Regions from separate parts of the Mus musculus genome. Here region 1 is linked to region 2. A link is a loop called in an ENCODE intact Hi-C map of the cell type or tissue named here. Cell type or tissue: gastrocnemius. All regions are shown on one strand. Links, peaks and the distances in the headings refer to the core of each region. The heading gives the core; the rest is flanking DNA.

What was found. Peaks named below come from ENCODE experiments on the same cell type or tissue, not always from the same donor. Only the 100,000 strongest peaks of a DNase experiment are listed, where the experiment ranks them.
Region 1: a loop joins it to region 2, with 9 times the contacts of the local background. A loop is called at or near these places in 41 of 42 quality-filtered maps.

Annotation. Positions count from the first base shown.
Region 1 is chr8:120,675,448-120,685,577 of GRCm38, forward strand. Gm39265 (a long non-coding RNA gene) reads right to left here. Exons shown (of 3, transcript XR_879259.2): 3 at 9,742-10,130. Among named protein-coding and RNA genes, the nearest start is that of Cox4i1, 12 kb to the left of the region's middle. In gastrocnemius, for the core only: CTCF peaks have their summits at 3,163 (motif pointing right), 5,169 (motif pointing right) and 8,319 (motif pointing right); DNase peaks (open chromatin) are centred at 3,172, 5,164, 5,823 and 8,316; H3K27ac peaks cover 731 bases.
Region 2 is chr8:120,795,904-120,806,033 of GRCm38, forward strand. No RefSeq gene overlaps it. Among named protein-coding and RNA genes, the nearest start is that of Gm33199, 14 kb to the left of the region's middle. In gastrocnemius, for the core only: a CTCF peak has its summit at 4,798 (motif pointing left); a DNase peak (open chromatin) is centred at 4,798.

The DNA.
Region 1 (10,130 bases), core at 884-8,883, 120 kb before region 2:
CCCCATTGATCACTAATTGAGAAGATGCCCCACAGCTGGATCTCATGGAGGCATTTCCCCAACTGAAGCTCCTTTCTCTGTGATAACTCCAGCTGTGTCAAGTTGACACAAAACCAGCCAGTACAGGTGGCCTGACATAATCCTGTGTGGTAGCCTACAGAAATTGCCGGGAGTTACTTTAGTTCTTGAAATTGTCACCACTGAATAGAGGTAACTTTGGGGCTGTGCAGAGCAGGCCAGGCTCTAACAGCTGGCCAGGCATGGTGACACTGTCTCCACACCAGCACTTAGAAGGCAGAAGCAAAGCCAGAGTGATGACAGTAAGTTTGGGGACAGTCCGGCTGACAGAGTGTTCTAGGCCAACCAGGGCTACGTAGACCCTGACAACCAAATTGCAGTGAGAAAGCTGGGATGTGGCCGGTAAAGGGATGACTGCCCAGCATGCCTCATGTTCCAACTTCTGCCACAAGCTGGCAGCAGCAGAGCTGCAGCCTGCAGAGCAGTGGCTCTGTGAGTGCCGGCCTGGCCCCTGATGAGGACTTGGAAGATTCAGCCTACTACCTTGTCCCATGTAAGCACCAGAGACCCTGTCTGGAAGGGAAGAGATCCTTGAGCTTGGACGGTGCTCATGCAAGAGGGGGGCCTAGCGAAGCGTAGCTGTGACACGGTGGTCCAAGAAGTCAAGCAGGGCCTGGGCTCTCTGCATGGCTACAGCAAGCCGAGCAGGAGCCATGGTCCCGCTGTGGTTTCTCCATAATCTAGAAAAATCTGTTTTTATTTGTTTTTTTTGAGATTTTCATATTCAACATGGTTTTAATTGGGGTTCAGCAATCCTAGCCTGTGATGAGTCATTCTCGTTGACACAGGGTTTGAGTTGACATCCACTTTTCTTTTTCTTTTTTCTCCTGGGAGCGTATTAATGTCCTTAGTTGTTGGGACAAACATATAATCGTTCTTTTTTTTTGTTTTGTTTTGTTTGCTACAGGGTTTCTCTATGTAGTCCTGGTTGTCCTGGAACTAGCTCTGTACACCAGGCTGGCCTTGAACTCACAGAGCTCTCCCCTGCCTCCACCTTTCTGGTGTCAAAGGCATGTGCCACCATGCCTGGCTTCCAGGTTTTTACTGGGAGCCTTATTGTAGGATTAGTGGTTTGTGGAGGAGACCGGTCATGGGTTTTCATTGAAACTTGTATACTTTTTTTTTTTTTTTTTTTTATTTATTATATGTAAGTACACTGTAGCTGTCTTCAGACGGGCGTCAGGTCATATTACAGATGGTTGTGAGCCACCATGTGGTTGCTGGGATTTGAACTTCGGACCTTCGGAAGAGCAGTCGGGTGCTCTTACCCACTGAGCCATTTCACCAGCCCCGAAACTTGTATACTTGATACTAGTTTTTTGGTTCCATTCTCTCTCTCTCTCTCTTTTGTTGTTGTTGTTACATAAATTCAGGTCACAGTGATGGCTGTTGTTTTCAATGGAGGACTTAAGTCAGAGGGTTGAAGTGTCACGTCTCTCAGGAACTCAGGTCCCCCCCCCCCCCCCCGAGTCAGCTCGGACCTTCTGCCTGGGAGCACAGCTCCGTCGTGAAGATTTCTCACATCCTTCCCTAGGTTTGCAGCTCCTGTCAGAGCCACTGAAAGACATGGAACTTCCCTTTGCTGTGGACCTAAATCAGAGCCAAACCATCCTGCAGAATGCTAGGAAATGTCCTTTTTTTTTTCCAAGATAGTTTATGCTTCCCTGGGACTCATGACAACCCTCTGATATTAGCACCCCAAGTGTTAGCATCCCGGCATGCACCACCACGCCCAGCTCTACTGCACTGTTTTTATGGCAGCATGTCTAGTCCGCATGCGCAGAATGCTGTTTCTCCGTCGGCCAGTGGTGGGCCTTTGGCTGTGCACCTGCCGCTTCTCTGCTCATTCCTGTGCACCCAGGTGCGGCACCTTTCTTTCTGGTCACCTTGTTTCTGGTCACCTTGCACTTTTATATTCTTTGCTTTCCGACTGGGCACCACTTACATTGCCGCCGCTGGCATCTGAGAAGCGGCCACTGCTGAGCACTGGCAGGGGTCGCACTCCATTAGGCCTGGGCTGGTGGGAAGTCACCTTGGACCTCCTCTGAAGCTTCCCCAGGACTGGGGTGGAGGAGTCTTGGGGCCCACACCATGGCATAAAGTCTTCTCCAAAGGGAAGGGTCTCAACAAGCGCAAATGTCCCTACCCCTTCTGGAGCAGTACAGGGCTTGAACCTGGGGCCTCTCATACACGCGCAGGCAAGCATTGGGTTACTGAGCTCCATCTCCAGGCTTTGTGCTTGTTCTTTAAAGAAGAGTGATTTCAGAGCTGGGGAAATGAATCCGTGGTTAGCAACATGTTCTGCTTTTCCAGAGGACCTGAGTCTGGTCCCCAGCACCCACGTCAGATGGCTCCAAATTGCCTGTGTAACTCTAGCTCCAGGGGACCTGATGCTCTCTTCTGGGCTCTGCCGGCACTTGCGCTGCCAGAATCATGCCCCCCATAAACACAGCATTAAAAAGAAATCTTGTGTTTTTGGTTTGTGTTTCCTGAGACAAGGGTTTCTCAGGTGTCATTTTTGTAGACCAGGTTGGCCTTGAACTCATAGAGATCCACCTGCCTCTACCTCCTGAGTTTTGGGATCAAAGGCATGTGCCACCACATCCAACCCTAAACCATCTTTAGCAGTGTAGTGGTTCCTGCTTTTAATCCCAGTACCCAAGAGAGCCAGGTTTTTGAGGGCAGCCTGGTTTACATAGTTTCAGGACTACATCCAGAGAGATCCTGTTACATCGAGAGCATTATTCGTTTAGTATGTACTTTGTATATGTGGGTGGGTACGTGGGTGCTATGTTGAGTGTGCAGCGGTCAGAAGGCAACCTGTGGGTATCAGTTCTCTACTACACAGGGGGTCCAACTCAGGCCGTTCAGGCTCTGCAATGGGAGACTTTCCTGAGGAACCACCTCGCCGGTCCATGCTTACGTCCTTTGTCATTCCCGAGACACACAGCTCTGGCCAAGAAAAGGGCCTAAAGATACCTTTTCAAAGGGTTGTCTTCTGCTCCCGGGCCTCTTCACTGGCCCCTGTCTCCTGAGTTTGGCACCCACCACAGCTGTTTCCATGCACTGTATTCTCAGCTCTGGACAGCAGGGGGCGCTCGGAGATCTAAGCAAACCGTGTAGAGTTGGAGCATCCGAAATCTGAGCCAAGACTGACTGATGTGGGAGTCAACTCAGACTCAACGACGTGGGAGCCTCCCATGTTGGTCTTGTTGGAGCACCTGGGACACTGCCTGGGACATAGGTACTTCATAAGTGCTTAGTAAGGGAAAACATCCAAACCCTATGGGTGGGCCCACCTCGAGGGGGCTTCTAAAATTACTTCATCTTTTTGTTCTTTTGCTTCCCTTCCCCTATGAAGTCAGCACTGAAATCAGCCAGACCTAAATACCTCAGGGTCTCCCTCAGCTGCCCGCTGAGCTAGTGCAGGCTGTGGGCAGCATCTTGCTTTGGGAGGGATATTCTGGGTTCCACTCCTTTCGGAAAACACCTGTGCCAGGTTGATCTAGGCATGGACGAGGTGAGACTTGGGGATGAGCATAGAAAGCAGGTATTCTCATCCTTGAGGAAACTGTTCCTTTAAGAATCCGATGGTTGGGCTGCAGAGATGGCTCAGCGGTTAAGAACACTGACTGCTCTTCCAGAGGTACTGAGTTCAATTCCCAGCAACCACATGGTGGCTCACAACCATCTGTAATGGGATCTAATGCCCTCTTCTGGTGTGTCTGAAGAGAGTGACAGTGTATTCACATACATTAAAAAAAAAAAAAAAAGGGAAGAAAAGAAAAGAAAAATCATCCAATGATTGATAGTCGCTTGGTATGGTGGCAATCCACTGGTCGCTGGCTGCTTGCGCTTTCCAAAATGGAGGATTTTGAACAGAGGGTAAAAATCCAAGGCAGTGAGGTTTCCCTAAGCTTTCCCAGTTTTTGCAGTGAAGTTCCACAGTGTGGTCATTTAACCGTGAGTTTCGACCATCCTTGTGACAACTCAGCTCTGAGTGCTGCATGACGTTTGCTGACACCCATGGGGTCCCGAGGCAATACTGGTAGAATAGGCTCAGCAAACCTGTAACATGCTCACACAGGATGCCCGGCAGGCCCCTGAATTCCTGTGGTTCCTGGTGGAACAGTTTTCATGGTCACTAGAGCCTCCTTAGGAACGGGACACAGGACTCTCAGGACATCTGGAGTTTGCACTGCTGTCACGGTGCAGGTGGTAGTAGGACTACCTGGCAACCAGTGATAAGAGCTCAAAGGTGGATAGTCTGGTGCTGTGGACTGTCAGGTTTCCCCAGTGACCTGAGTCACTGCACACTCACTTCTAGGACTCCCCTGGGAAACTGGCCTCACATAGGTGTGGCCCCTCCATCCCTGAGGTGCTGAACAGGGTCCAAGGGGGCAAACTGACATTAATAAGCCTGTTGGTTTTCCTGGAAATTAGGCAAGTTGGGGGTCACCACCCTACCTAATGGGGAGCCCCAGCCTTTGGACAGGCTGGAAGGGCAGGGGTGCAGAGTTTGTCACCACCTAGCAAGTAGCTGTAATCTAGTGTCTATGCATAGCCTATGATGGTTATATGACTAGCTCTACGCTATCCAGAGCCATCTAGGAGAAAGCCTCCGAGCACACCCATGAGGGATCGTCTTGACAGGGTTAACTGGGTGCGAAGCCTTATCTTAAAAGTGGGCGGCACCATTTCCTAGGCTGGGGCCCTGGACTGAGTTAAGGGAAGACAGTGAACTGAGTGCCGACACTCACCATTTGTTCCTGACCTCGGATGCTGCGTGGCCAACTGCCTCTTGCTCAAGGATGGCTTCCCTGCCGTGAATTATGAGCCCAAATCAACTCTTTCTTAAGCTTGCTTTTTTTTTTTTTTTTCCTCCGAGACAGGGTTTCTCTGTATAGCCCTGGCTGTCCTGGAACTCACTTTGTAGATCAGGCTGGCCTCGAACTCAGAAATCCACCTGCCTCTGCCTCCCAAGTGCTGGGATTAAAGGCATGTGCCATAATTTCTCAGTCACAGGAAAAAAATCACTGACATATGGGAAACTGGCGGTCACATCCCGAGTGAACAGCAGGGGGTGCAAGGACTCCGTGCTAGGCCTGGGTCTCCAGTGGCTCTCCTGCCCCCCTGTACCTCGCCTTCACAAACCCGCTATGCCAAGGTCTGAGCTATTTAATTTTTAAATTTCTTAGAAATTAAAAAAAATTAAATTTAGGGTGGTTTTAAAATTTAAAATGGTTTCAAGTTCTTCAAACTTAAAACCATTTAAAATTACATTTGTTTAATTGTGTTAGTGTATGTACACCACAGCACCTGTGCAGAGGTCCCAGATCAGTTTGTGAAAGTTGACCCTCTCCTAGCATGTGGGTCTCTGAGGACAAGCTGTGGTTCCCAGACCAGGCCTTACCTGCTGCGTGTTCTCCCTGGCCACATCTGTGAGTCCTCTGCTTGATCTGGACAATCCCTGGGAATTGTGTATCTTCCTTGATACTGCTGTAGTTTTTAAGGAGAAATAATTACTTCTACAGATGACCCAGAGCCACCCCAAGGAAGGGACATAGGCATCTCCATCTACAGGAACACTGACCTGTCCCCCACACGGGGAGGGGGGACTGCTGGCCTCCCTGCAGTCATTTCTTTAAGTGTGCTATAACTCTGCCCAAGAGAGGATGAGATGCTTACCCTCAGGCCACGGGCCAGCATTGCCAGGCCACGGGCCAGCATCACCAGGCCATGGGCCAGCATTGCCAGCCGCTTTAGACATTTCAGCTTACCTCTGACCACGTGCTGCCATCTGTCCCAGCTGTTTCCGCCTCTCTTTGCAGCAAGCTGCCCTGAGGAACGAGGAAATGGAAACTCAGGGAGGTTGGCCAGTGTGTGGATGGGTAACGTGGGGCTTGCGGTGAAGAGCGAGGCCTGGGTCAGAGGCTTTGCTTCTTGTCTTGATGTCCTTTGGCTCTGGACACAGAGTTGCTGAGGTGTGGTCTCACTTCAGGTCCACTTCAAAGGTGCTTGCACTGGGGCCAGCTGGTGTGGGGACTCCTCTGCTTTAACAACTCGAAGAACAAAGTAATACCTGGGTAATGTATTTTTGAGCACCTACTATGTGCAAGGCACTATGAACATAAAAGGATAGAATATGTGGGGTACAGCTCCCACTGAGGAACCCAAGCTCTAGAGGGGACTCTAAGTTTTATCCTCACCACCACCACAACCGCCACTGTCACTTCAAACACTATTGTTATCAATACCAACTGTCATCAGAATCATCACTGCCATTACCATCAGCACCGCCATAGCATGGCTTACGCCACCATAATCACCACTACCATGGTCACCATCTCTATCATTGTATTCACTCGAATTTTTCGAATCACCATCAATAACTGTTACCACGAATGTGGCTATAACCATCACTGCCTTCCCCCTGCACAAGCTAGCGCCTGGTCCTTCCATTTGTGTAAGATGTCCATGCATCCCCCTCCTCCTCCTCCTCCTCGTCCTCCTCTTCCTCCTCCTCCTCCTCCTCCTTTAATGTAGCTTAATGGGGCTGATAACTTGCCCCCTTTATTTTATTTTTAAAAGATTTTATTTATTTATTTTATGCATATGAGTACACTGTAGCTGTACAGGTGGTTGTGAGCCATCATGTGGTTGTTGGGAATTGAACTCAGGACCTCTAGAAGAGCAGTCAGTGCTCTTACCCGCTGAGCCATCTCTCCAGCCCCGCATGCTTCCTTCTATCCATGTTACCAATTATGCCACGTGCTTCTTACTCCGGGCATAGTGGGCAGGAAGCATAGTTCTGGTAGAAGTGGGTGGCTTCTATATGCTGGTTGTCAAGTAGACAAGAAAGTCCTGGTGGGAGCAATCCCTGATCTGCCATCTCTACAGCCTGGCTCTGATCATCCTTAAAGAGTAGCCTGAAGTTCACAGCATGGGCTCAGGTCAGACTGAAGCCTCACACGCATGAGCCGTGGAAGCTGGTTTAGTCAGAGATGGCTAGGAACTGGCTTCTCTGCTGGCCACCGAGACTAGCCACTGTTCTGGTGGCAGAGAGTGCCACCGTCTGGAGCTGACCACATGCAGTTAGAGGGTGTGGCCCCTGGGGATTTTAATGCTGGGTTTTGTGTGTGGAGACTTGTGGCTCCTGACAGCTTGACTCCCGGTGTCACTCCCGGGTTGCCATCCATGTGCTGACTGGGCTGGGCTGGAGGGCTGGGGAGCATGGCATGTGTTTTTTCCCCTTTAAAGGACCTTGAGGAGAGTTTGGAGGAGGACGTCTTTTCAGATTGGGGTCACCTAGGAAGTGGAGTCATGAGGCCCAGAGGACTTTCCCAGCCTTCATGGCCGGTACTTCCTCAAATGTCCCTGTGGCCTTTTCAGAAAACCCCAGGTTGGGAGGCTGGGGTATGAGGAGTGGAGTGAGGACTGTGGAGGAAGGAGTTCCATGTTGGGATGTTGGGGTTCTTGGCCTTGCACTCGTGTTGGGGTGCCTGGTTTACATCATCTGGTCAGAGCCAGGCTCAACGTGCTGGCTAGTTTCATGTCAGCTTGATACAAGCTAGAGCCATCTGGGAAGAGGGAATCTCAAGGGAGAAAATACTCCAGACCAGACCGACCTATAGGCAAGCCTGTGGGGTATTTTCTTAGTGACTGTTGTGGGAGGGAGGGCCCAGCCCATTGTGGGCAGTGCTGTTTCTGGGCAGGTGGTCCTGGGCGCTCTAACAGGCAGAGCAAGTCTGGAGGCAGCATCCTTCCATAGCCTTTGCACCGATGCGGCCTCCAATTCCCACCTTAAATTCCTGCCCTGATTGCCCCATGAACCTGGGACTCGAGAACTGAAATAAAGCCTTTCTTCCTTAGCTGCTTTTGGTTATGATGTTTTTTAGCGGTAGGAATCCTCAGGAAGACAGCAGAACTGATGTGTGTGTGTGTCTCCTTGGAGTTTTGTTTAGCAATGACCTGGGTTGGGGTGAGGGTTCAAAGTGAAGTTTCCTCCTCTCACACTCGTGTAGTCTGAGGTCCAGGTGGGTGGAGCAGGCTCGTCCAACTTCTGGTGTTTCATTTTAGTCTCTCCTATCTGCCTTGTGTCTGTCACATCTCCTCAACGATGCCTTATAAGGACAGCCGTCAATACAATCAAGGGCCATTTTCATCTGGAGTCGTCTCATTGGGATCCTGCTTGCACACAAGGTCACACCCACGGTGTTAGGAGCCCAGCCCTCAGTAGATGGCGCTGCTTCCCGAAGCTCACCTCTGCAGCAGGGGCGCAGCTGGCCTTGCCCGGGACTGGGACTGGTCACAATCTCAGCACCTGTGCACGAGCCCCTCCCCCCCCTTTTTATTTAAAGACAAGTTCTCATTTATAGCACTGGCTTCATGGTACTTGCTGTGGGACTCAGGCTGGCCTCAAACTCATAGCAATTCTCCTGCCTCATCTCCCAGGCGCTGGAGTTAGAGATGTGTGGCACCACATCTTGAATGTGCCTTGGGAGTTTGTCTTCCTGGACACAGGAGGCACATTTTGTCCCACTTTGTTCCCAAACCCATTTCTCAGAGCACCGCTGGGCCTTCTTGTGGCCAGCCATGCACCCCTTGCTCACTGCTGGTGTGCAGGTGACTCGTTATCTCTGGCCTAAGCCCACTGGCCATCCCTATTCACACAGACTCCACATGGCCACTCCAGCTCCCAGGACTTCTGCTAGAGGCTGGGCGACGGTTCCAGCTGCAGGCAGAGCAAGGAGGGTGTGTCTGGGCTTACTGCAGGGCAGAGGGCCCCATATTCAGAGTTAGACTGTGGCTTTTGCACTCCTGGACCTCACAGACCCCACCCTGCTGGCTGCCAGCTATCCCTGTGTCTTGTCACTGATAGCCAGCCAATTCATTTTCTCTTTTTCTCACTCAAGCGGGCTAAAGTTGGGTTTATTATTATTATTATTATTATTATTATTATTATTATTATTAAGACAGGGTCTCTTAGGACCCCTGCTGGCCTTGAGTGCAGTATTCAGTAGGGATGACCGTTAACCCCCAACTCTGCTTCCTCCACCTCCTCCTGAGAGCCCAGATCCCAGCTGTGTGACACCTGAGTTTTGTCTTTTGCATTTTCATTTATAACAGGAGACCAGGCTGGGCATATAGATTCCGGACTTTTGGGACCCTAAAAGCTGAGGATCCACCCCTCCTGAATACACACGGAACTTAAATCCTGGTGTGCAGCAGAGACCTATACCCAGTGGGTCTCTGCCTTAGGCCATTAGGCCTGGAGACTCTACGAATCTCAGGCTGAAACTCAGCTTTAAAACATTCAAAAGTTCCTGCATACCTGTGCAGGGGCTTCCCTGAGTTCACACTGGTCCTGTGCTCCCAGAGCACACAGGCGTGGGGCAGCTGTGCCCCACCTTCAGGGCCAGCCCCTCATGCTTATGAAGCCATGGTTGCTGCCAGGGTTGTGCTGGTAAAGAAGTGTGCTGGCCCCTGGCCACAAGCTCCCACCCCCCAACCTTCGCATACATAGTAATAGAAGCCAGGGCCTAGGCGCCTGGAGGCCAAGCTGTTTCTGCTGAGAGACAGCCCTCTCAGATGTTTATGGAATAAAGATCCTCGCAGACCCAGGGATCAAGACAGGAGGTATTTATTTCAGATGTCAGCAGCCTGGCTTTTCTTCTGGTGCTCGGAAAAACCTGGCAGGTTCCTTTCATGCAGGGTGTGTGTCAAGGTTCTTCTTGTAGAGGGGGAGGGACAGCCACTTGTGGGTTGGCCTAACAGGCCTGGCCCCTGGAAGCTGACTAGAAGGCCCTTGGGAGCCTGAGGCATGACCTACATATAAAGCACAACCACGCCCAGGGCCTTGAAGCAGGGCCTGGCTTTGCTGTTCCGTTGCCTGTGTGCAGTTGCCTGGGTTCTGAGGAAAGCTGCGGAGGAGGTCAGTGTCTTCACCTCTGGCTCACAGGGTACAGCACCCAGCTAATGTCCTTGTTTTCACTCAGAGCTAGAACGAGAGCCGACCAGGTCCTTTCCTTAAGACTCTAAGGCAGCGGGCT
Region 2 (10,130 bases), core at 607-8,606:
CTTTGTCATGGTGGGAAGGGAAGGGGACAAGGGTCTGACCTCTGACCTCTGTTCTCAGGGCTTTCCTCCAAGCCAGTCTGGTCATAATCAATCAGTGCTTATCGCATCGGATAAAGGGACGGCTAACAGGGGTGGCTGGCCTTGGCCTCTGTGGCAAGTTCTTGCCCAGCTTTCTTTTTCTTTTTCGTTTTCATTTTCTCTCTGACCCTGGCAGTATGTCACAAAGTCCAGATGATAACTGGGGCGAGGCCATAAAGACAGGGTGAGTCTCAGGCAAATGCTTGGTGAGGACACCGGCTGGGGAGCACTGGGGACAGTCTTACTCCAGGGTCTGTGCCTCACCAGTCTCCTATCCTGGGGTATGCAGAGACCTCTTTTCTGCCCAGCTAATTCCTGTGACCCCCCCTCCCCACCGCTACCATCAGCCTGTCTGTGGACTCATGCCAATCCCAGGTTGTGTGCCTCTATGTGTGCCTCAGACTGTGGTCTGAGCAGGAGCCTTAGGAGGCCAGCCTGGTAGTGTGGCCTGGAGGATGCCAAGGGCAGCAGCGCCCTCTGCTGGTCACTCCGGCTCTCCTCTTCCCCAAGTTTCCTCAGCTGCCTGGCTGTCTGGCTGTCTTAACCTTGGATGTGCAGCCTCTGGGGCCTGTGGAGAAAGTCCAGGAGACAGGTCTGTCAAAGAAATGACCCCAGAGTTGTGATCTTGGGTATCTTTTCCCAGGAAACCTCACAGGGTCACTGGGACTTGCCACCTCCATGTCGAGTGGGTGGTCCTACAGTTGGGGCAGTGATGCCACAGGTAGTAGCTTTCAATACATACAGTGCGGGGCAGAAAGCCACTCAACCCATGTTCCTCCTGCTCCCAGCGGGAACAGCAGCACCAGGCACCTGCCACTGGGCTGTGACCAGACTGCTTATATTGTGTTTTTTTTTCCTTTAATCTACAGAAATGCAACTTAGTATCACTCATGTGACCACATGTCATGGGATCTGGAAGAGAGAAGAGACAGACCCGTGTGCTGGGAGACATGGGGGAAGGCTTGGGGGGCTTCGACTTTAATCTGGTCGTCTGTGGTGGAGACAGAAAGGGATTCTGGCTGATGCCACCTGTTCCTCTGGTTCTCTCTTTGGTGCTGTTGCTACCTACTGTGCACAGAGGACACTGTGCCTACCTACTGTGCACAGAAGACACTTGCTATCTATTGTGTGCAGAGGACATGTTGCCACCTACTGTGCGCATAGGACACTGTGCTACCTACTGTGCATAGAGGACACTATGCTATCTACTGTGCTCAGAGGACACTGTTGCCACCTACTGTGTGCAGAGGTCACTGTTGCCACCTACAGTGCGCAGAGGATGCTGTGGCTACCTACTGTGTACAGAGGACACTATTGCTACCTACTGTGTGCAGAGGACACTGTTGCTATGGACTGTGCAGAGGACACTGTGGCTACCTACTATGTGCTGAGCCATGCTTAGAATCTGCATTTTTTTTTGTTTGTTTTTGTTTTGGCTCCTGTGTCACACTTCAGCACGAAGCACAGAGATTCACGTGTGAGGGACGCAGCACACATGTGACAGATGGCAAATGTCCCAGGGACCTTCCTTCTGTCCCACAGAGAGGTGCAACCCTCCACCCTGCACCCTGCCTGCCTCTCACCCACCCGGGCCGGCTGGCAGGAAAGTCCCTGCTGGTTTCTTTTTCTTGCCACTGAAGGAGGCAACAGGTGTGCTTTTCTGAAACTCATGGCCCAGTTAATTTTACACAGCAAGCGAGAGGAAAATGACGGTGTGGGGTGGGTGTCACTGGGCACAGTGAGAAGCCTGATTTTACCACTGGACAGATGCCATCAGACTGGGACCAGACAGAGGGACTGGGTCTGTTGCTGGTGGCTGTCAATACAAGAGCCCTTCGATTCTGGTTTCCCATTTTAAGATGAGGGGGTGGACAGAGTGATGCTGGAGGTCTCTCCCAGAATGCACTTGTGTATGTCCACCTCCTGGTCCTCTTCCTTCTCATTTTATGTCCCAGCTGCAGACGACATTCATACCAGAGTATGGAGGTATTTGTTTGTTTTTTTGTGACATGGAGACACACAGCAGGTAATGTGTATTGTAGAGCTCCCAGCATCCTTTGCATCTTCTCTGTCAATTCTACCCCTGGCCCACGTGGGTGCCGTATCTGAACTGTATCCTCTGTGTCTGTCTACTCCTCAATCTCACCTTGCAGGGTCTCTGCTGAGACCTTCCAACTGCTCCATCACCCTCTGAACCCAGGTCCTGAGGAGCCCTTGTTCCTCACAGCCTCCGAAGCTTCGAGGACAGAGCCTCGGCTCAGACCCTGGCCGCCGGCAGAGTGGTGTTTCTCTGTGGTGTGTGTGACATTCACTTTGCGCTGTGTGTGACTGACATTCACCTCTGTGTGTGTGACATGTCTCTCACCTCTTCTCTACTTTCCATCCTTGAGATCACTCTCACAGGCAGCTTCTGCTGGCCAGTGACTGTGTTTCTGGACTGTTCTGCAGTGAAGCAGGAAGATATTCACTGAGCCTGTGAGGCTGTGCCTCGGCACTCACTACCGTAGAGTGCTACAGTTGGTCACTGTGCCTGACACAAGTGCCCTCTTCTTTGCCAACCTCCTTGTGGCCAAGTGTCTGCCATCCCAGCATGCTTCATGACTCCCCGCCTGCCCTTGCCCACTTCCTCTGCTTCTCTCCAAGTCTGAGGCCCGAGACCATGTGTGTGAGGCCTTCCATGAGTGCAGCTGGCACGAAAACAGGAATTACGGTGAGGGGTCCAGGTGTGTTACCATAACCAGCTCTAGAAAAGGGTGGGGTGGCACATATCTTGTGCCTATAGACCTCGCCGTTGAGGGCAGAGTGTGATGTCTAGTCTGGGTAGCCAACCTGACCACATCTGGAATCATCTAGAATTCAAAAATGGAGGGCACACCAGCGAGGGTTTTTCCCTTTTTGGTTAATTTGAAGTAGGAAGATCCACTTCTAATCCAGACCTTGGGGAAGGGCCATAGTTTCTGCTGGAAGCCTGAACGAGAACTCGGGAGAAGGAAGAGTTTGCTCTTTGCCTACTCACTTGCACCTTGTTAGGACGCCCACACTTTCTCTGGCATCAGAGCCCACTTCTCTAGGATTCTGGTGTATAGTGAAGGCCACGAAGACATTCGGCCTCACAGACTGAGCAAGCCACTCAGAGGTCCCCAACGCCCCTCCCCCAACAGCACTGCCTCTGCATCAGCTCCTGCCTCTAGGTTCCTGCCCTGCTTGATGTCCTTCGATGATGAACTGTGATGTGCAAACATAAACTAAACAAACCCTTTCCTACCCAAGTTGCTTTGGTCATGGTGTTACATCACAGCACTGAGACAGGAGGATGCCATCCTGGGCTACACCACTCTTTGTCCTATCTGACCTCCTTTGATTGGTCCTGAAACCCACTGCTAAGGAGCAGGGCTCCCTTGACAAATGTAAAGTCATTATACATCACACACACTGGGCACTAGCAACTCTGCTTCACAGAAAAGAGGGTTTGTGCTTCCCACAAGATCCGCATACAACGGCTCATAGCTGCTTAGCCTGGCAGCAGTCACCGAACTCCAGAAACAACACAGATGTCCATCAAAAAGACACTATGTCCCACTGTGCAGTCGCATGAGGGAATACTATGCAGTCAGGAAAGGGCAATAGCAGCTAAACATGTGGGCTCCACCCAGATCATGCCTGGCTGTCTGGATGTTTGTGCAGATGCTCTGGGAGGCAGGCAGCAGGCAGGGTGTGGCATGCCAGAGGTGTGCTGGGGAAGTCGAGTCCCTGAATGAACACAGCATTGACAAGCAGCCTTGGCAAGGATGCTCTGGGCATCATTATGTAATCTGTATGGAGAAGATGGAGCCATTCCCATCACATCATCCCCATACCCCCATCATCACCCCATCATCACCATCACTTCTATACCACCATCATCCCCATCATCCCCATTACCAACATCATCACCATCATCACCATCACCCCCATCATCACCATCACCACCACCACCACACTCTGGGCTTCTGAGAACACTGACACCCCAGGGAGTTCACTGCCCCATCTGTTTCCTTCCTCTCGCCTCTCACCTCACCCCCAGAGCAAGGCTGTGCCTTCTCAGAGCTCCAGCACCAGCCACCACCCTGGTCTGACCCTAGCTTGAGAGTGTCTTTCCTCAGCCACCAAAGGTCAAAGGCTGATGGAACACCTTCAGCTGCAATTGGTAGAGGCTAGCCCACCTGAAACGAGCCTCCAGAGGGTCTCCAGCTCATAGCGTGGGACATTCCAAGACGGGGCGGGCGTGCTGGGGTCTTAAAATGCAGCAACAGCATGTGTATCTCTTCTACGGACCACTGAGAAAGCGGGCCCCAGCTCTAAGCCTCACCTACAGGCACAAGATTGGTTTGTATGTCACAAACTTGAGAGACAGCAGAGCTTGTGAGTCATATGACAGCCTTCCATTGCCTCGTGCTGAAGACAGACTCAGGTCTAACAATGCTAATGTACAGTGCAGAGGCTGAGGTCTGGGCTCAAATGCCTCTGGGGTGTAACTGCTGTGCCTTCCGGATGAGAACCCTGGGTCACGGAGACTGAGCGCTCCGTGGGGGCACAGTGGATGGTAGCATAGAGCTAGAACCCGGGTGTGTGCTCCCTCCCTCCCCCACTGAACCCCTCTTCTACCTTCAGCTGACCCGTCCTCCCCCCAACCTGAACGAGGGTCTTCTAGGTCTCGGTCGCCGGGGCTCTGGCTCCATCTAGTGAGCAGAGACGGAATTACCAGCATGGCCTCAGACTGCACTGTCGGAGTGAACCCAGCAAACAACCTCAGTGTGTCTAAAATGCCGATGCCAAGGTCCTGCCACAACTATCTTGCTTCAGATGCTCTGACGCGCCATCTGCAAATACACGTCTTAACCTCCAAGGTGGTGGCGCGGTTCTCAGGCCACGGCGGCTCCCCGCAGGTTCCAGTGAGAGAAAGAGCAGTGGATGGGTTAGGGTCTGAAGATTTGTGCTCTTGTGTGACCATGGGCTGGTCTCTCTCCTTTCCTGAGACTCTGTGCTCTCATTTGCACTATTGATGGGTTAGACTAGAAAGTGGGCAGATCCTGGGGACTTGGGAAGGAATGGAACGTAACCAGCTAGTCACCTCCAAACTAGAAGGGACAGGGCTTACAGCGACAAGGCTCACGTAGATGGGAGTTGGAAGCTGCCTGATGTCAAAGGCATTCGTAGGAGTGCGATCCAGCTATGACGCCACAGGCCATGGCCAGTGTGCCCACCAGCTGAGCTCAGAGCAAATGACCACCAAGCTGCGTGTACCCTGTGGGTCTCCTGTGCCAAGTTTCACGCCAGGTGGAGCCAAGTTGGTGCTGCCTGGGAAGAGAGGGGGTGACCTATGGATTGCTTGCAAAGAGAAGCTCCCACGACAGTCCCCCTGGCCACTACCCCACGCTGCAGCCCTGCTTCCTTCTGGCAGCTCAAGGGGTCAGATCTGAGTCACAGGAAGATTGACAAATGGGTGGGCTCCTTGCTGTGGGTTTGGGTGGGAAGGTAGAGGTGGAGGCAAGAGGCTGCTGTGGGCTGAGGTGAGCAAGAGATGGGCTTTCTCATTGGGCACCTTCAGGCTGCCTCTGGGCTCTGCCTTGGTTTCCTTGGTAGCCAGCTGTTGTCAGCAGTGAGAGAAGACAGTGCCAGACCAGGAGTCTCCGGAAACCCCAGTCCTCGCAGCTGGATCCCGAGACTCTATCATGAATCATTTGGCCATTTTGCAGGCGCTTTGCTTCAGATTCTCTTGGAACCTTCCAGGTGTGTATAGGTCTTTCATCTGAGAGGCTCAACCTTGTCTTCCCATCAGAGACTCCTGAGGCAACAGTTTGAAGTGAGGGCTCTGTCTCTTACTGCCCTCGTTGGCACACAGGCCTGGGTGGGCTCTGATCACCTTTCGGGGCAGCAGGAGGGTCCTGTCTGCCTGTGCTACCTAGGGTCTCCTGATGGAGAGAGATAAGCATCTTTCTTTAGAAAGACAGGTCACCATTTGGCCCAGGCGGGACTGCCTGAGTCCTGCTGAGGCTGCCTGGGGTGGGGCTGGGGGCTCATTCATCAGCTGCTGCTTTGACCGGGTAAGGGTCACATATCCTGGGGTTTGGATGGAGGAGGGGACTTTATGGCTCCACTTCCCCCTCAGTCCTCTCAGTGACTCTTAGAGGCCTTATCCATCTGGAAGGGAAAAGGAAAGGACCCTGCCCCTCCAACCTTACAGGCAGCACACAAGATTCTCACTTAACTGTAGGCATTTGGGGGTTCATACTAGCACCTTCCTTTTCACAGGAGAAGACTGAGGCTCAGTGAGTGTGAGTGACTTGTCTGAGGGTAAACAACCAGAAAACAAAGCAGCATCAGATAGACCTGTCCTAGATGTGGAACGGGAGACTGAGCCTGAATTCACAGGAGCCTCCAGGCAGGCTTTCAGATTTCAAACGCCTTGCAGTGCTGCGGCCTCAGATGCCCTCCACCCACTAGCATTCACACAATTGAGGGACCAAGACCTTCAGCCTCAGAGGGTCCTTGACACCCAGCGGTGGCTCTGCAGAACATCTTCTGTGTGTAACTTGTCAGGATAGTGGATTGCTTCCTGGCTCCTGATGTTACTGTGCTCATAAAAAGAGAAAGAACTATAAGAATATGTTCTGGTGGGGTGTGGGGGAAGGGGGTGCCTTGGCTGGCCCATGCCAAGGCATCTCTTCCTCCTGAGGGACCAGGCACATGGTGGTATAATATAGAATAGACTTTATTCAGGCATGGGGAGGGGAGTTAAGAGGGTAGTAGAGGCAGAGAGAGAGAGAGAGAGAGAGAGAGAGAGAGAGAGAGAGAGAGTAGAGAAGTAGAGGCTGGCTGTGGTCAAGTGGGGAGAGGGGGAAGGTGAGTGGGGAGAGAGGGAGAGCAAGGGGCAAGAGGCAAGGAAGAGAAACAGGAGTAAGAGAGTAAGAGGAGGGGGCAAGTGGCCCCTTTTATAGGGCCAGGCCTACTTGGCTGCTGCCAGGTAACCGTGGGGTGAAGTCCAGACAGAATACCAATAGACATGAGGTGTGATGAACGTTTTCTTTGCTAGTTTGGAGTTTGCTGAAGTCTGTTGGGCCTGGAGTGCTTCTGTCTTGGCGAAGGTCCTGGGGAACTGGAGGTGGGAGCGTCAGGCTGCTGGGGGGACAGACTGCTCCACAGACTGACATACACAGTGGTGGATGAACAATGGCGGGCTGTTTCCTGGGTAGTGTCTCCATTTTTCCTGGGGAGAGGATTTCTATTCATGACTGTAGGCTCACCTGTTTCTTTTCCCAGTGTCATCCATTTTGGCTTTGTGTATTTTGATGTTACAGTTGGGTGCTTGCCGCAGACCCTCTGGGTCCCTTTGTCTGCGTGGAACGAGTCTCTGGGTGCAGATGGGCAAGAAGTTGGCGGGAATGACAGACAGATGCACACAGGAGGTTGTGTAGAATCTGAATGTATTTTTTCAGGTCGAGCATCAAACTTTTTATACAGCAGAATAGCAAGAAACCAGACAAGATACAATCCACCGCAATACAAAAGGAATGTATACATCAAAAGAAGGCGGGGACCAGGCCACTGCCACTAAGAAGGGAGCCAGGTGTAAAGCTAGTCTATTGTTAAGCCCACCACCAGGGGTTCTGCACTAGTAGACCTTTTCATGAATACTGCAATACCACAACCCCCCTATTTCCTGGGTCTTCAGAAGAATTCATCAACTTGCTTCTAATATGAAGCTTGCTATACCTGGCTGTAGAGAAGATCCCTGTCTCAGTGGGATTCCCTAGCTCCATTATGGTATTCCCTTGTTTGGGTGAGATTTGCTACTGTCCTTAGTAAATACTTTGCAGACCAGCTCTGAGCTGCTGGCTCTGTCTTTTGTAATGGTTAATTAGTTACTGAATAGGTAACTTCCTTACTGCATTCCTGCTGGATTCCAAGCTCGGCTTTTGGAACCTTGGAACACTGGTGAAGGCTCTGGCTATGTCAGAATTCAATCTTAAAAGGCACTTATAATAAGATAATACTAAAAGAGAGCACGTGGATCCATACACCAGACTAATGTGGGGATAGGGTATGAGTATACGGGTTAATGAGAACGCCAAAGCTCCAGGAGGTGAGTTTCCATGAAACTCTTTGCCTCGTGAGTGCTTCTAGGCTTCTCAGCCTGTCAAGCAGGCTTCACTGGAGTGTGTGGCAGGTGCTCACACATTGAGGACTGCAAGGTCTTTCTGGAAAGGCACCTCTGACCATGGGACATTCTGACTCTGGCCGTTCACTTTGCTTGAAGTCCACCTTGCTGGGGCACAGAGCACCTTCTCTCAGATGGGAAACTCACTTCACCCCAAGTCATTTTCACTGTGTCTGGGTTGTTGTGACTCCTTCTACTGACCATCTCCATGGTGGAGTCTCAGGCCCTGGGGCCCAAGGCTCCGTTGACTCCTTCAGGGCCCCATGACATCCCCTTGTGGCTGGTTTAAGATTTGGGGAGTGCACAGGTTGTGCTTGGGCAGGAAGTGGAGAAAGTGTGGGTAGGGTTGGGGCTCTGCCTTATAGGGAGTCAGCAGTGTGGTCCCCAGGCTATGGGCAGTGCCATGGCCTAAAGCGAAAGCCTGAGAACCCCGAGGCTCTCAAAGGAGAGGATTGGAGGGCCATGGCTCCCCTTCCATTCCCTGGCAGCGCCCTACTCTCCAGGGATCCTTGCTGGGAAAGCTGTCAATGTGACCACTAGGATGAAAAGAGCCCCACCCACAGACTGGAGAATCCCAAAGGTCTTTAGAGGCAACCCAGGAGAGGCAGAAGGCATGAGAGATACCACAGACCGGGCTGTCCATAGAACTCCAGCTACCACAGTCTGGGTTTCCTGGACCAGTGGCTCTGCTGGGGTTAAAGATTTGGCCTTAGTCCCAGCCTGTCTCCCACCCCCACTGCCTCCTCTTGACCTCATCCCAAGCTGCCTAGGGAAGCCAGGGTTTCAGAGGTGTGAGTGTGAGAATTCGCCAGGGCTCTGCTTCCTGTGTGTGGGATGCGTGTGCAAATATATGTGCACCCTGTGTGGGCCCTATTCTCTTCTGCTTAGCTGGGAGCCCCCTCAGACTTCTTTGGATTCCTTGTCATGATTTGTTGTTTTGGCTCTGAGCCTCCAAAGACTCCCTTGTTGGAGGTCTTCTGTCCAGTGAGTGGGACTTTGGTGATATGATTGGATGGGGGGGGGGGTTACTGACGTCATTGTGGGTCAACCCACAATAGAGGGGGCAGGACATGGTGGCCCTTGAAGGGGATAACTTGACCCTGTAGCTTGCTCTCTCTCCCCCTTCCTGGGCTCCACAAGATTATGAATTTCCCACGATGACACCTCAGCACCAGCCCACAGCAAGGTGGCCAGGTGAAAATGGAGAGGGGATCAAGGGGAAGACATCTGGCTTGGAGACAAGGTTACTTCTCGTTCTAAGCTGACATTCTCAGGTATTCAGTCCCAGGCTCTGTGCTGCGGCACCCACAGGTGCTCTACCTGTATCCCCTCTCCTCCCTCTCCAGCCCTCATGGACCCAAGGAAGAGGGCAGAGAGTGACCAAGCCTGATGTGTGCTCACTGTGCAGGGACGACTGGCATGGAGGAGCCAAAGTCCCCAGAGACCGTCTTAGAAACAAGAATCATCCTTTACAGGTGGCCCTATGACTGCTTGGAATCAAGATGGTATTTCTAAGCCTGCAACAAAGTTGCGGCTGGTGGGATACAGGGCTAGGTGTCCTTAAAGACTGCGGTGCACACATGAGCCCTTAGCCTCTTTCAAGTTGGCTAGAACATCAGTGTGGGATCCGGAGCTCCAGCAGCCATCTGGGGCTATGAGGAAACTTTGGGGCTAAAACTCCATGCTTGAGGTTGGGGACCATCTTTGACAACATAGACCTTCATTGGAAACAAAACAAAACAAAACAAAACAAAACAAAACAAAACAAAAGGATGCAAAGCAAACTCCTCCTCCATCTGATACTTTTTATTATTTTAAGACTTTCCATTGCAACTGTAATCTTCAGGGTATGCTG